2 separate regions of the Homo sapiens genome follow, and region 2 is linked to region 1. A link is a contact called in ENCODE Hi-C or POLR2A ChIA-PET data. All regions are on one chromosome and are shown on one strand. The core of a region is the stretch at or near the end of the contact, and the rest is flanking DNA. Distances in the headings are between cores, read along the strand shown. Region 1 has its middle 94 kb from the start of PIAS1. Region 2 overlaps PIAS1 (protein inhibitor of activated STAT 1).

What was found. Hi-C counts contacts between places; a loop is a spot of excess contacts on that map. ChIA-PET counts read pairs that join two places held with the same protein, here RNA polymerase II (POLR2A). Pooled maps may share reads with other maps.
Region 2: a loop to region 1 is called in a pooled map, with 2.0 times the contacts of the local background. The contact joins two enhancer-like sites. A Hi-C loop is called at or near these places in 1 of 37 single-sample maps with no recorded cell type and 2 of 50 pooled maps. POLR2A ChIA-PET finds 5 or more read pairs at or near these places in 3 of 52 experiments (GM12878, K562 and activated T-cell).

What each region holds. Positions count from the first base shown.
Region 1 is chr15:67,957,012-67,964,264 of GRCh38, forward strand. No RefSeq gene overlaps it. Among named protein-coding and RNA genes, the nearest start is that of PIAS1, 94 kb to the right of the region's middle. RefSeq lists enhancers at 4,715-4,764, 5,966-6,135. Within about 2 kb of position 4,805, at least 4 of the 41 ENCODE cell types and tissues checked have a DNase peak (open chromatin) inside an H3K27ac peak, as active enhancers do.
Region 2 is chr15:68,110,718-68,117,970 of GRCh38, forward strand. The region is part of intron 2 of PIAS1 (protein inhibitor of activated STAT 1); the gene reads left to right. Among named protein-coding and RNA genes, the nearest start is that of PIAS1, 60 kb to the left of the region's middle. Within about 2 kb of position 3,799, at least 3 of the 41 ENCODE cell types and tissues checked have a DNase peak (open chromatin) inside an H3K27ac peak, as active enhancers do.

The sequences.
Region 1 (7,253 bases), core at 3,555-6,054:
AGAGCAAAACCCAGAACCTCCAAGCAAAACCCAGGACCTCCAAAGTCGTCTGTGGAAGGAGTATAGCTGGAGTAAGACAGCAGGGAGAGCCAGGCGCCATGGCTCACACCTGTAACCCCAGCACTTTGGGAGGCTGAGGTTGGCGGACCACTTGAGATCAGGAATTTGAGACCAGCCTGGCCAACATGGTGAAACCCCATCTCTACTAAAAACACAAAATTTGTTGGGTGTGATGGCGCATGCCTGTAATTCCAGCTACTCGGGAGGCTGAGGCAGGAGAATCACTTGAACCTCGGAGGCGGAGTTTGCAATGAGCCAAGATCTCGCCATTGCACTCCAGCCTGGGAGACAAGAGCAAGACTCCATCTCAAAAAGAGAGCAGTAAGACCAGTGGGAGAGGGCAGTTGGCCAGCCTTGACAGTGTTTCCTGAGAGGACACTTCTCACCCTGAATGCTACTGCCTCCTGCCCACAGGGTGTTGCTGCTTCTCTTTCATGCTTTCCCTAGAACTTCAACAACAGCAACAAAAGCTTTATAGATATTTAAGGAGACCAAAAAGGAGAAAGCCTGAGGAAGAGCCATCCACTTAGGCTGCTCCTCATCCTACTGGAATGAGGAAGTGTAGCTTGGATTCCCAGCCTGGCTGACTTCTCCAAGCGTTGACATCTGTCCCACCCCATGGGGCCAACACACCTTCCCAGGCACCTGCCTGAGTTTCTCATCTTCGAAGTGGGCATAATACTATATTGAGAGGGTTCATCTATGTAAAGTGCCTGGGACAGTGTTGACACCCTGTATGTGCTAATTTTAATAGCAGCAGCAGCAGCTGTAGTTATTAGTGAAGATAATGGGTGTGGAACATGAACATTTGTTTTGACATGTAGGGTTGAAATTTATGCCAAGAGCCTCTGCCTAAACCCAAGAGTCCCAAGAGTGTCTGGGATAGACTATGAAAAAGCATTAAAAGCCTGATGTCTGTACAGAGATCACACAAATTGGCCTGTAGATGATTTTTGTTGAAGGGGTGGTGACAGAGCAGTAATAAAAAACCTAAGTTGTTCTTATCCACTGAGTTGAGTCTTTAGAACCCAGCTTAATATTTTCATGGCTCAGATTTATTTTGAATCTTAGCTTTTATTTAGTGCTTTAAAATGGGAGCAGATTGGGCTTACGAAAGGATGCAAAACTTGCCCTGACATTAAATGGCCCCAATTGCTAGCCTCTTCAGTTCTTATATCTCAATTATAATTTTTTATATTATAATTGTTGGCCTGTTTCCTCACGCTATGCTTTTAGCAGCCAGATCTTATTGCTTAGAAAGTGATTAATAAATGTTGGTTCATTAGTAATGTTTGGTTAATGACTGTAAATGCTTTCTCATTTTCCATTTCCCCTCTTTATTGTTAATTGCTTCTAATCTATAAACTGGGAAGACAGATGTCAAATCTTGTAGTAGTGTATGCAGCTGGAACAAGTCAGTACTGGGAAACAGATTATTTTACTCTTGGAGCACCTGCCCATGTGGAGCTCCTTTTGAAGAAAGCCGATCATTTGACCCTGCCACCATGGAGCAGAGATGGACAGCAAACCCAACAACAGTTGGCTATAGACTGAAAGCCAAGGAGTCAGTCTCCAAAGAACATCAGAAACCAATGGAACCAATCAAATCCTCTCTTTTGGAGAGTTTGAATGTGAGTCTCAAGAGGACATCCCATGCTGAGGAGGTTGAGGCTAACCCATGCAGAGATAAGGCAGCAAGCAAGCCCTTAGGTAGAGCGAGGCTGTAGGAGGAGTAGCCGTGGAGGCAGAGTGGCTTTGTTGCCTGATGGTGAAACCTCAGAGTCAGGGGCCACTGGGCAATGCTGCCAGCATGGAGCTACAGTAATTCCAAATGACTCCTAACCATGTCCTGCTGACTTCCATGACTGTTAGAAGGAAAGTTGGTGCTGCCTAGTTGTTCCCTTGCATGTGGCTGTGTGGGCTGTTTTGGTTTATTTGTTTAAGAGGCAAACTGTGGAGAGGTAAAGAACTTTCACTTACTCTAACCAGAGTATCCTTATTTTCTAGAACACTTTTTAAAAATTTAAGCATTTGATATATGGAACCTGGTATAGATATTAAAATGCACTCAAGAGGAAACATGCTTTTGAGCTGAGGTCCTATTTTCCAGCTTCTTTTCCTTTTTTTTTTTTTTTTTGAGATGGAGTCTCACTCTGTCACCCAGGCTGGAGTGCAGTGGTGTGATCTCACCTCGCTGCAACCTCCGCCTCCCGGGTTCAAGTGATTCTCCTGCCTCAGCCTCCAGAGTAGCGGGGTTTACAGGCATGTGCCACCACATTCAGCTAACTTTTGTACTTTTAGTAGAGACGGGTTTTCACCATGTTGGTCAGGCTGGTCTCTAACTCCTGACCTCGTAATCTACCCGCCTCAGGTTCCCAAAGTGCTGGGATTACAGTCGTGAGCCACCATGCCTGGCCAGTTTCTTTTCCTTTTATTTTGGGTCTGGCAGGAGGCTTTTATATTGTCTCCCAGGTGTGAGGACTAGTCACTGTATCATGCTTGTAAAGAATGAAATGGGTTTGGAAAAAGAAAAAAAAAACAATTTCAAGTTGCTACTGGCTTTAAAAATCCTACTCAGAGTATCAGCTAGCACAGCTTTTAGATGCTCAGGTCAAGGTCATGGAATCTCTCTTTCCTCTTCTTTGCTTTCTCAACTCTTCAGGTACACACACCCCCATCCACTTCTTCCACTGACTTCTCAGACTGTCTTCCCTCCTTAACTCTTTCCATTCTCTGTGTTCTTCTGACACAATGTAATACTTCCCAGCACCAAACATTATTACACTGTGTTGATAGATAAAGAACCCAAGGTGCTGGCCTGAGAGACAGAGCCAGGCTCAGTGAGGACATTCATTGCCAGCTGTCATGGGAGAGTGGATGGAGATTGTAGCAGTGGGCTCAAGAAAGTCAGAAAACAAAGGCTTTCTAAACAAGTGGAGGAGAAATCTAGAAGTCATAAAGGAAAAATGAACACATCTGACTACATAAAATATCTTAAAACTATAAGTGGAAAAAGATACCATAAACAAAGTCAGAAGGCAAATGACAGAGTGGACAAAAATATTAGCAACACATGTAACAGATAAAAGGTAAATGTCCTTCCTATACAAAGAGTGCTCTACAGTTTAAAAAGGAAATATGAAAGGTCCAATAGAAAAATGGTTTGAGGTTTGAATAGACAATTCACAGAGGAGAAAATGCATACCTCCAGAAGACATAAAATTATGCTTAGCATTACTTTAGTCAAAGACGTATGACATAAAACAATCAGGTTTTTGTCTGTCAGATTGGATAAAACTAAAATGACAGATAAGAGTAAGAAAATGGCTGCATTGATATAGTTAGTGGAGGGTACATCACACAACCTTTTGGAATAGAGTTTGGCCATGTCAATTAACATTACCATGTGCCCTACTCAGTGATCCAGCAGATCTACTTCTAGAAATCTGGCATACAGAAAAACTCATGCACATGCATAAAGATACATGGATGAGATTTTCATTGTAGCTCTGGGATATAATAGCAAAAATGGAAAACTGAAATGTTAATAAGGGAATGTTTAAATAAACCATGCATGGTGCATGGTTAACCTAGGCAGTAGATAAAAAGAATGAGGTGGCTCTACAGACACTAACCTACAAAGATGTTCATCGTATATTAAGTGTAAAAAGCCTGTTGAAAAATTGGATAAACAGCATGAATCAATTTCTACACTTTTTTTAAAGTATGAAGAAATAGTGATTTATGGGTAGGTATGCAGGGATAAATACAGAGCAAATGGTTAACAGCAGTTTAATCTGAGAAGTGGAAAGTGGGGTCTTGTGAGACTTTGTATAGTTCTTTCTTTCTAAGCACAGTTGAGTTATGGGAGGTTTTGCTTTATGTGTTTTTCACTAACTTTCTAAAATATCTCAATGACAAAATATGGTACAATTGTAAGGACATTTGTGATAACTGATCGATCTGTTATATGCCTATTTTGCTTTAGGCACTGTACTAGAGTGATTCCACAAGCTAATTTTATCTTCATCACTCCCTATGCAATACATATTATTATTAGAACCATTTTGCAGGTGAAGAATATGAAACTTAAAGAGCTGAAGCTACTTGTACACAGACTCTGGCTGTGGTCATGGCTTATAGGCAATTTGAAGCAAAGATGTTGGCAATAATGTAACACCCAGGGTGCTATAAGGACTAGATTGAAAGTCTGCCATCTGAGGAACTCTCTTTAAAGCACATGAATAGTCCTTAAAAACTGGGTCTCAATACATCCTTCCCCAGCTGTGGTCAAGTCCCCCTTCTTTTGGCTTTTGATGTCCTGGCTTTGTAGGCTTGCTGTACTCTAGACAAGGAATGCAAATGAGTGTTGAATGAGAGTAGGGGTTTGAAGTCCCAAGCACTAGAAGGCAAATTTACCTTCCCCCACTTAATCCTGGGTAAGCAAAACTGAATGGTAGCCCAGGTATGTCAGCTGCCCTCATTCTCGGCAACACTTCCAACTCCTTTTCTGCCTCTTTCACAGGACAAATCTCCAGCTGCGAAGTCCCCAGAGACACCTTCCACAAAGCTGGCAGCCTTTGCCCAGGGCTGTGGCAATTACTCCAAATGTTGGGAGAGTCCAAACCTCCTCTTCTAACTTTGTGTATAGGGGATCTCTGTCTTCCATGCTGGGGGATGGGAGAAAGGGGTTGAGTCTGCATAGGGCTGAAGCTGCCAGCAAGAGCTGGGACCCAGGAGAGCAGGCGAGAAGGGAGGGGTCAGGGCAGCCAGAAAACTTGTGGTTCTGAAATGAATCTGCATGAGTCATTTGTTTAAAAAGGGCGGAGTTTCTGGAGCCCCCAGATAATCCTGGGGAATAGAGTAGACCAGAAAAGACAAAATACAATGAAAGGATCAAGGGACAGCTAAATGCCTGAGATAGGCCCTTGGCTTGTGCTTAAATGATCCGTGTAGGTGTGTGTGTGTGTGTGTGTGTGTGTGTGTGTGTGTGTGTGTGTTTAGTGAAGTCTGCCAAGCTCTCATGACTTGATTCAAGTATCAGGTCACCTGTCCCACCAATCAAATATCCTTATCTTTCGGTTGGAGAATCTTCCCTCCTCCCTGATTCCACTCCCCAGTGCAGGCTACCGTCCCAGCTTTGTTAGGGGATAGGCAAATTGCTCAAGATCATTCAGTCTCGCCTACCAAGTCAGGACTGCTTTCCTAGAGCAGTTAGCCCGCCTCAGCTCAGCTCAGGTGGCCTTTGGAAAATCCCTGGCTGTTACCAGATCACGGCCTTCAATTTTTTTTTTTTTAACTGCAACCCTTAGTAAGAAATACATGTTATATCATAACCCAGTTCATAGGTGTGCATGGCCACACATACACACAAACGGACACAGAAGTTTCAACAAACAGTACTTACTTAATACTTAGCCCAATTATCTGATTCTTTTCCATTCTATTCTTTAATTTTTCATTTAAAAAAAATGTTTGTAGGCCGGGTGAGGTGGCTCACGCCTGTAATCCCAGCACTTTGAGAGGCCAAGGTAGGTGGATCGCTTGAGCCCGGGAGTTTGAGATCAGCCTGGGCAACATGGTGAAACCCTGTTTCTACAAAAAAATACAAAAATTAGCCAGGTATGGCGGTGCGTGCTTGTAGTCCCAGCTCCCAGCTACTCAAGAAGCTGAGGTGGAAGGATTGCTTGAGCCCAGGAGGTTAAGGTTTTAGTGAGCCCTGATCACATCAGTGCACTCCAGCCTGGGCAACAGAGTGAGACTTTGTCTCAAACAAACAAACAAACAAACAAACAAAACGAACCAAACAAAAGTAACAACTTGCAATTCATTCAGTTAATTTCAATACCTATGGGTTAAGATGAGCGGATTGAAATACACATTCAAGCCTAATCTCTGAATTATGCAGAGATTTTGAGAATATTCCTTCATTAGCCACAGCCATGTGTGCCACACAGGAGAAACCAGGTTGACGGGCAAGTCGTGGTCCAAGGTCATCCATGGACCCTCATTGGTGAGAGATACTCCCTCACCAGAGAGTTGAGTGTATTGAGTCATATGATGAATGGGGCCACTGTAGTTTTAGAATAAAAATATGATTTATTTTCTTTCTTTCTTTCTTTTCTTTCTTTCTTTCTTTCTTTCTTTCTTTCTTTCTTTCTTTCTTTTTCTTTCTTTCTTCTTTCTTTCTTTCTTTCTTTTCTTTCTTTCTTTCTCTTTCTTTCTTCTTTCTTTCTTTCTTCCTTTTCTTTCTTTCTTCCTTTTCTTTCTTTCTTTCTTTCTTTCTTCTTTCTCTCTCTTTCTTTTTTTTCTTTTTATTTTTTTTGAGACAAAGTCTGGTTCTGTCACCTAGGCTGGAGTACAGTGGCACAATCACAGCTTAACTGCAGCCTCAACCCCTGGACTGAAGCGATCCTCCCATTTCAGCTTCCCGAATAGGTAGGACTGCAGACATGCACCAACACACCTGAATAATTTTTGTAATTTTTGTAGAGACGGGGGTCTCATCATTTGCCCAGGCTGGTCTGGAACTCTAAGGCTCAAGCGATCCACCCACCTCAGCCTCCCAAAGTTCTGGGATTACAGGCTTGAGCCACCCTGCCCAGCCAAGATTAGCTACTGAGAGCTTTCTATGTGCCAAGCATTGTTCTAAGCACTTTACACGAATTAACGTATTTAATCCTCACAATACCACCATGCCATATGTAGTATTATTAATCCCTGATGTATGGACAGTTCGGGAATTTAACATCCAGAAAATAGTTACTAAATATGGATCCAGGTATCAAAGCCAGGCAGACTGGCTCCAGAGCCCCCAGCTCTTCTGCATCACATGTACCTCCCCACTACAGCAGGCCTTCTCGGACCTTCCACGACTGGCTCACTTTGCCATCTTTTCCAAGGATAGTGTCCAGTGCTGAGCTCAGCAAGCTGTGGCCAGAATTCCACAGAGGACTTGGACTAGAGCTGGAGCTCCAGTGTGGTCACCAATCCAGGTGATCATTTCATTAGATCAGTCCAGCAGAGCATTCGTTCAACACCCACTTACTAAGCCTTCAAACCCAGAAGTTCAGGGCTGGAAGACACTCCAGAAATTTCCAACTACTTAGGGACTTTCATACAGGGTAAAAGGGACACAGGGATCTCTCTACTCCAAGACTTCCACTTTTATCTGTTTCAGAGATAGAGTTTCT
Region 2 (7,253 bases), core at 2,549-5,048, 150 kb after region 1:
GATAGAGTGGGACCCTGTCTCCAGAAAAAAAAAAGGTATTTATTCTCAATAAATTCTATGTAGTTGCAGTTTAAAATCTAGTTTAGTAGAGAGGGGTGTGACGGGAAGAGGAGAACTTAATCAAATGATTCTAAAGTTTCATTTTGTTGTAGACTGTTTTTATTGCAAGAAAGCATAATACCTCAGGTTACCTAAGAAAAGTTTATTGTATTGAATATATAGGGTTTAAAACCAGTATCAGACAGTTATGATATGTACTTTCTCTGGTTGGCTGTGTGCTTTTTTCTCTCCCTCTGTGGCATCCGTATATATTTGTAAGCATCTGTTTTGTTTGCTTATGGTTATCTGCTCTTAGTCCCCATACTCCATACTCCAAATCTTGAATTAAACTGCTTTGGGTTGATTTTAGTTAATCTGTCACTAATGGATGGATCCTTTTAGGCCTTCTCATTTTATTGATTGTCCAGAAGCCAGTAGATGGGCTATCCCTGGGAAAATTATGCTCCCTGATCCTGTCAGCATCTGCTCAATCCTACTTCTGTGGTCAGAGGTAAGGGTTGGCAAGATTTAACTAGAAGGCGAAGTTGGGTGTGTTAGGCATCATGACTAAAATAATCTAGAAGAAAAAATAAGAATAGCCAGAGGAATTCTGAAAAGAGAGTATCTCTATATATTGCAGGGGTGTAGTAATTTAAGCTGTGGAACTGGTGCCTGAATAAGCAGTTAATAAAGTAGAAATACAATTTTCAAATAACATAAAAGTGAAATTACTAATTAGAGGTATGAATTGGATGTTAAATTGTTCAGGAGTACCTAATTGGCCGTTAAAAAGTAAAATTCCTATCCTGCAATTTAACACTAATATCAAAATGGTTTAAAGATTTAAATGCTTAAAAATGAAATAGTATCAGAGGAAAGTACAGGTTGCGTTGAAATAAATGCATAGATAATATTTAAATAATATTGAGGTGAGGAAGGAATTTTCCCTAGCGTAAAACTACTGAGAGTTCATTAAGATTTTATTGTGGAGATTCAAAAAGAAAGGTTTATTATACTAAACGGGAAAATGAATAAACTAAGGGGGAATATTTGAAATATGACCATAGTACATATTTTAATATAGAAAGGACTGTTAGAAACAATTTGTGTGTGGATTGGGGGTGCTTAATCCTACCTGGCCATCATACAGTATTACCCTAGTCCATACACTCTCCATACACTTTCTTAGGTGACTTTTGTATCTTATTCTCTTACTACATACTTCCAACAACTGTTGTTGAGCCGTAACTCTTTGGTGATTACTTTGCGTTTTATTTCTTCCTCACTGAGAAAATGGAACCAATCAGAAGATAACTTATAAAGGCTTCCACCAATATATACCTTATGCCCATGTGCCTACATCTCTGTCCGTTTACCGTATATGTTTTCTTCTGTAACTGAGGGTGAATGCTCTGGTATCTGTACTGAGACCAGATTCTACACTTGCACATTAGATCCTACTCACTTGCTTATTCAAGGATATTGCTTAGTAATTCTTTCTCTGCTACATTATCAATTTTTTGCCTCTTTACTAGCTCAGTCCCCCATCTTAAAAAAACTACTTTTCTCCTAATTTCCCTCCAGCTACATCCCTATTTTCTTTTCCTTCACCACAAATTCCTTTCCAGAGATGTCTCAATTTACTGTCTTTGATTTCTTTCCTCCTTTCTCTCATGAACCCTTTCCAGGTAGGTTTTTGACTAGCTCATGCCAAAGAAACTGTTGTTATCTAGGTCATCAGTGACCATTATACCACCAAAAAAAAGTAGTCATTTCCCAGTTTGGAAGAATTAAATCTTTTTAAAAAATGTAAAGAATGCCTACTACAGCCTAATAGGGTGGTTCACAATACAGAAAAAGGCCAATAAGGGTATGAAAAGTAGTCAATTTCTAGAAAGTCAAAGAAATGCAAATTTAAGACAATAAGATGTTTCTTATTCACTGTCCAGTGTCGGCAAGGAAATCTAGAACTCTCATATACCATTTGGTTATGCAAATGAAAATTGGTACATTTCTGGAAGCAATTTGACAATTTTTACAAGAGCTTTAAAATTGTGTTCGTCTTTTGACTTGCCCATTCTGTTTCTAAGAGTATGTCTCGGAAATAACACACAAATGCATGATGCATCCACCCACATACAACCAGGGAGGGAAGGATTCATCAAGGCATTAATTCTGGAAGGGAAACATGAAAATGACCTAAGTGTTTGACAATAGGAGATTGGTTAAAGTATGCTACATCTATATGGTAGAATACCAAGTAGCTACTTAAAATGATGACATTGGTTTGTTTATTTATTTGAAATTATTTTAAACTTTTTTCACATCAAGTTGCCATTAAAGATATGTTTATTAACATGGAAAGACTTTAATATGTTTTAAGAAGTGTATTCAATGCAAATTTTGTGGGGAACAAAGTATATTACATGCATGTGGTTATATGTGTGCACATACATAGGTACATATCAATGTATGTATAGGAAAATGCCTAGAAGATTGTATACCAAAATGTTTTTCAGCTGCTGTCAAGTAGTACAATTTTAGATGTTCTTTTAAAACTTGGAATGCTTGCATTAACAACAACAAAAAAAGAAAATGAAAGTTTTGCAAAAGAAAGAAAATCAATATCCCAATTATAGTCTGCTTACTTTTTCTGGTTTTACATTCAAACATTGATCATTAGACTTGGTTCATAGCTGGCTGGCTTGAACTGACCCAGTCCTGTTTCATAACCCTGCTGGACTTAAAACAGCCTAATGGTCTGCCAGCTGTGAGAGAATAGATGAGCCAGATAAAGTGTATTTACCATACTTTTAACTCCTGAGCTGCTTGGGAGTCTTTATAGACTCCTTTGATTAAGTCTACCAGGAGACCAGCTACTAACTCAGTAAACTAATCTGAGGAATAATGTAAAGTTAGAATAACTAGGATAGGTAGAGTTAAACTCCAGAGAAAAAAGGTGATGAAAAGTATAAGGCAAGCTTATTAAGGATGGGCTTATTAGGAACCTGATAAAAGGATGTGATAAAAATGAAATCAAAGGGTTTTACAGTGCTAAAGTTTAATAGTATTACATGTTGGAATTGTTTCCTGTTTCTTAGTATAGGTAATTTCTGTATGAATGGAAAATTCATGTGTAATTTTTGTTGTACTCCAAAGAACTTTAGCCACAATTTATTGTGAAATATTTGCAACCTTGAAAATTCAGAAATCTAGCAATAGGATCTCTCTCTGTCTCTCTCTTGCTCTAGCAAACGACTGCATATATTTCATACACACACACACACACACACACACACACACACTTATATACATGTATAGTATATTGGTTTTGTATAAGGTATAAAAAGCAAATTATTATAAAAACAATACATATGCTCAATGTGAAGAATTTTGTAAATAAAAGTTACAAAGGAGTCAATTTTTGCTGCCTTTTTCAATCTTTCAACGCATAATATGTAAATTTGCTTATTTATGCTCTATACTTCATGTTTATATCTTGTCTTTTTCACTTAATATTTTATGACTGTATTCTCATATCATTAAGTATTCTTTCCTTTAAAAATTCCCATTTAAAGATAGTCAAAGCAATATGAATTTGTTAATGATTTAGTATATGAATTGGAGAAAACATATTTTCTGCAGTCTTCTTTCTTAATGGGAGCTGACAGCCTAATGATGAAACTATATCATTCCAGCTATATTTTAAAAAATTACATAGTTGTCAAGTTTTTGTTTGACTAAGTCAGAGGGTTCATTAAAGATTGTAAGGCTGACATTCGTAGATAGGAACTTTAGTTTCACTTTCCCTAAGACAGCAAGAAATATTCTATAACAGAAAGATGACTATTTTTAGCTTTTCTTTCTGCTGGTGAGGTGGAATAGCAAATATTTTTAGAGCAATTGAAAGTACAGCCTCTTAGATTAGCTCAGTGTTTCTATCATCAGAATCTCAATTATTTTATGTATCTAGATTTTTTTTTTACTTCCAATGTTTTGAGTTTATGTAAATTGCAACATGATTCGTCTTTTTATTTTTGATCTAGTTCGTTTCTCTGTGGAACAATATAAAAGATGAAATTTCTAAAACCTTAACTTTTCTTTCTGCACTTTTTATGTATTTTGAGTTGTAATTATATTCTGCTTATTGTGGGCAGTTCTCTTCTTTCTTGGAGATGAAACTTTGATAATTAATACTTACGGGGAGATGGTGTTACAAATCTTCTCTCATAATAGGCTCTTAATATTCACAAGAGAGATCCCCCATGACCATTGTAAGTACCCTTAATTATGAACACCACTAGAACATTTCATCTTTCCCCAAAACGATGCCATAGGATAAGTGAAAATTTGAGGGACTTCTGTTTTTACCCTTAATGAAGGACATCTTGGTTGCTTCCAGGTTTTGGCAGTATAAATAAAGGTGCTGTAAGCATCCATGTGGAGGGCTTTATGTGGACATATGTTTTCAGCTCCTTTAGGTAAATACTAAGGAGTGTGATTGTGGGACTATATGGTAAGAGTATGTTTAGCTTTGTAAGAAACTGTCAAACTCTCTTCCACAGTACATGGTGCTATACTGTAAATGGTATTTTTTTTATTTCAGTTTCTGATTGTTTGCTGTTATTATATGGAAATACGACTGGTTTTTGTATAGCATCTTCACCTTGCTAAATTCGATTGTTCTAGAAGCGTTTTGTAGATTCTATTGAATTTTCTACATAGGTCATATTTTCTATGAATAGACAGTTTTACTCTTTTCCAGTCTTGATGCATTTTTCTTGCTTTATTGTGCTGGCAAGAACCTTCAGTATAATGTTGAATAGAAATGGTAAGAGTGGATGTCACTGCCTCATTCCTAATTTTTGAGGGAAAACATTGATTCTTTCACGTCTCAGTAAAGTGTTTCCTGTAAATTTTCATAGCTGTCTATTATCGATTTGAAGATGTTTACTTCTATTCCTGGTTTCTGGAGAGTGTTTATTAGGAATGGTTGTTGGGTTTTTGTCAAATGCGTTTTCCTCATCTATTGAGCTGTTAATATGGTGTTTCTTTTTTAGTGCGTTAATATGGTGACTTGATTTTTGAATGGTGAACCAGCCTTGTATTTTTGCAACAAATCTCCCTTAGTTATGATAAATTATTGTTTTTCCATATGGTTGGATTTTATTTGCTAAAGTTTTATTAAGAGTGTTTGCATTTATGTTCATGACAGGTAAATGGTTGGTAATTTTTTGTCTAATAAGGTCTTGGTCTCATTTTGGTACCAAAGTAGTACTGGCTTCATAGAATGAGTTAAGCATTTCTTTCTTTTCCATTTTTTTTTGGCGAGGATGGGGAAGAGTTTGTGTAGAATCAATATTTTTTCTTGTCAGGTAGAATTCTTCAGTGTTTTGAAAACATTTATGTAGGGTTGGTATTATTTTTTTCTTAAGTATTTGGTAGAAGTCCCCCGAGAATACACATGGGCCTAGAGTTTTCTTTCAGAGAAGTTATCAAATTACAAATTCAGATTCTTGTAGGGCTATTCAGGTTATCTTTTTTCTTAAGTAAACTTTGGTAGTTTTTTGTCTTAAGACATTTGTCCATTCTTGCTGAGTTATAAGTTTTTGTCATAAAGGTACGCCAAATATTAATAATATTCTCTTCACATCCATAGAATATGTAGTGATATAACCTCTTATTCCTGATATCGACAATCTATGTCTTTTCTTCTTTGTTCTCTTGATTAGTCTTGCTAGAGATTTCATTTTGATTTTCAAGAAGAAACCAGCTTTTGGTGTCACTGATTTTTCTATATTTTTGTTTTTCAATTTGATTATTTTCTGCTCTGATCTTTATTATTTTCTTTCTCCTGATTCCTTTGGGTTTCATTTCTCTTCTCTTTTTTTAGTTTCTTAAGGTATAAACTGAAACCATTGATTTAAGACCTTTTTTTTCTAATATAGGCATTTTAGAGCTGTAAATTTCTCTCTAAATACTGCTTTAGCTGTATCCCACAACTTGTGATATTTTTTGTTTTCATTTTCATTCAGTTCAAAATATTTTGTAGTTTTCCTTTTGATATCTTTGACCCAGGGGTTATTTAGAAGTGTAATAGTTCCCAAATATTTGGGCATTTTCCTGATATAGTTCTTGTTTTTTAAACTAACACATAAAAATTGTACATATTTATGGCGTACAATGTGATGTTTCAGTACATGTATAAATTGTGTAGTGTTCAGGTCAGAATAATTTGCATGAGGCCTTAAACATTCATTGTCTGTTTGTGATGAGGACATTGAAAAACCTCCCTTCTAGCGTTTTTTTGTTGTTGTTTTTGTTTTTTTGTTGCTGTTTCGTTTCTTGAGACAAAGTCTCATTCTGTCTTGCCCAGGCTGGAGTACAGTGGCATGATACTGTTTCACTGCAGCCTCTGCCTCCCGGGTTCAAGTATTTCTCCTCCCTCAGCCTCCCGAGTAGCTGGGACTACAGGTGTGCGCCACCACACCTGGCTAATTTGTATTTTTAGTAGAGTTGGGGTTTCACCATGTTGGCCAGGCTGGTCTCGAACTCCTGACCTCAGGTGATCCACCTGCCTTGGCCTCCCAGAGTGCTGGGATTACAGGTGTGAGCTGCCATGCCTGGCCCCTTCTTGCTATTTTGAAATATGCAATACATTATTGTTAACTCTAGTTATGCTACCATGCGTTAGAACACGAGAATTTATCTATCTAACTGTAGCTTTGTACTTGTGGACCAATCTCTGCCTATTTCTCTTCCCTCTGTCCTCCCCAGAGTTCTCGTACCCCTATTCTATTCTCTACTTCTGTGAGAACAGCCTTTCAGATTCCACATGTGGATGAAATCGTGAGATATTTGTCTTACTATGCATGGCCTATTTCACTTAATGTCTTCCAGGTTTATCCGTGTTGCCACAAAAGACAGGATTTTATTCTTTTTGTGGCTGAATAGTATTCTATCATGTCTCCATACCACATTTTCTTCATCCATTCGTCTCTCTGTGGACATTTAGGTTGATTTCATATCTTGCGATTGTGAGTAGTGCCACAATAAACATAGTTCAGATATCTTTTTCACATGCTGATTTCATTTCCTTTGGGTGTATATCCAGTAGTGGGATTGCTAGATCATATGGTAGTTCTATTTTTAATTTTTTGAGAAACCTCCATACTGTTTTCAGTAATGACTGTACTAATTAACATTCCCACCAT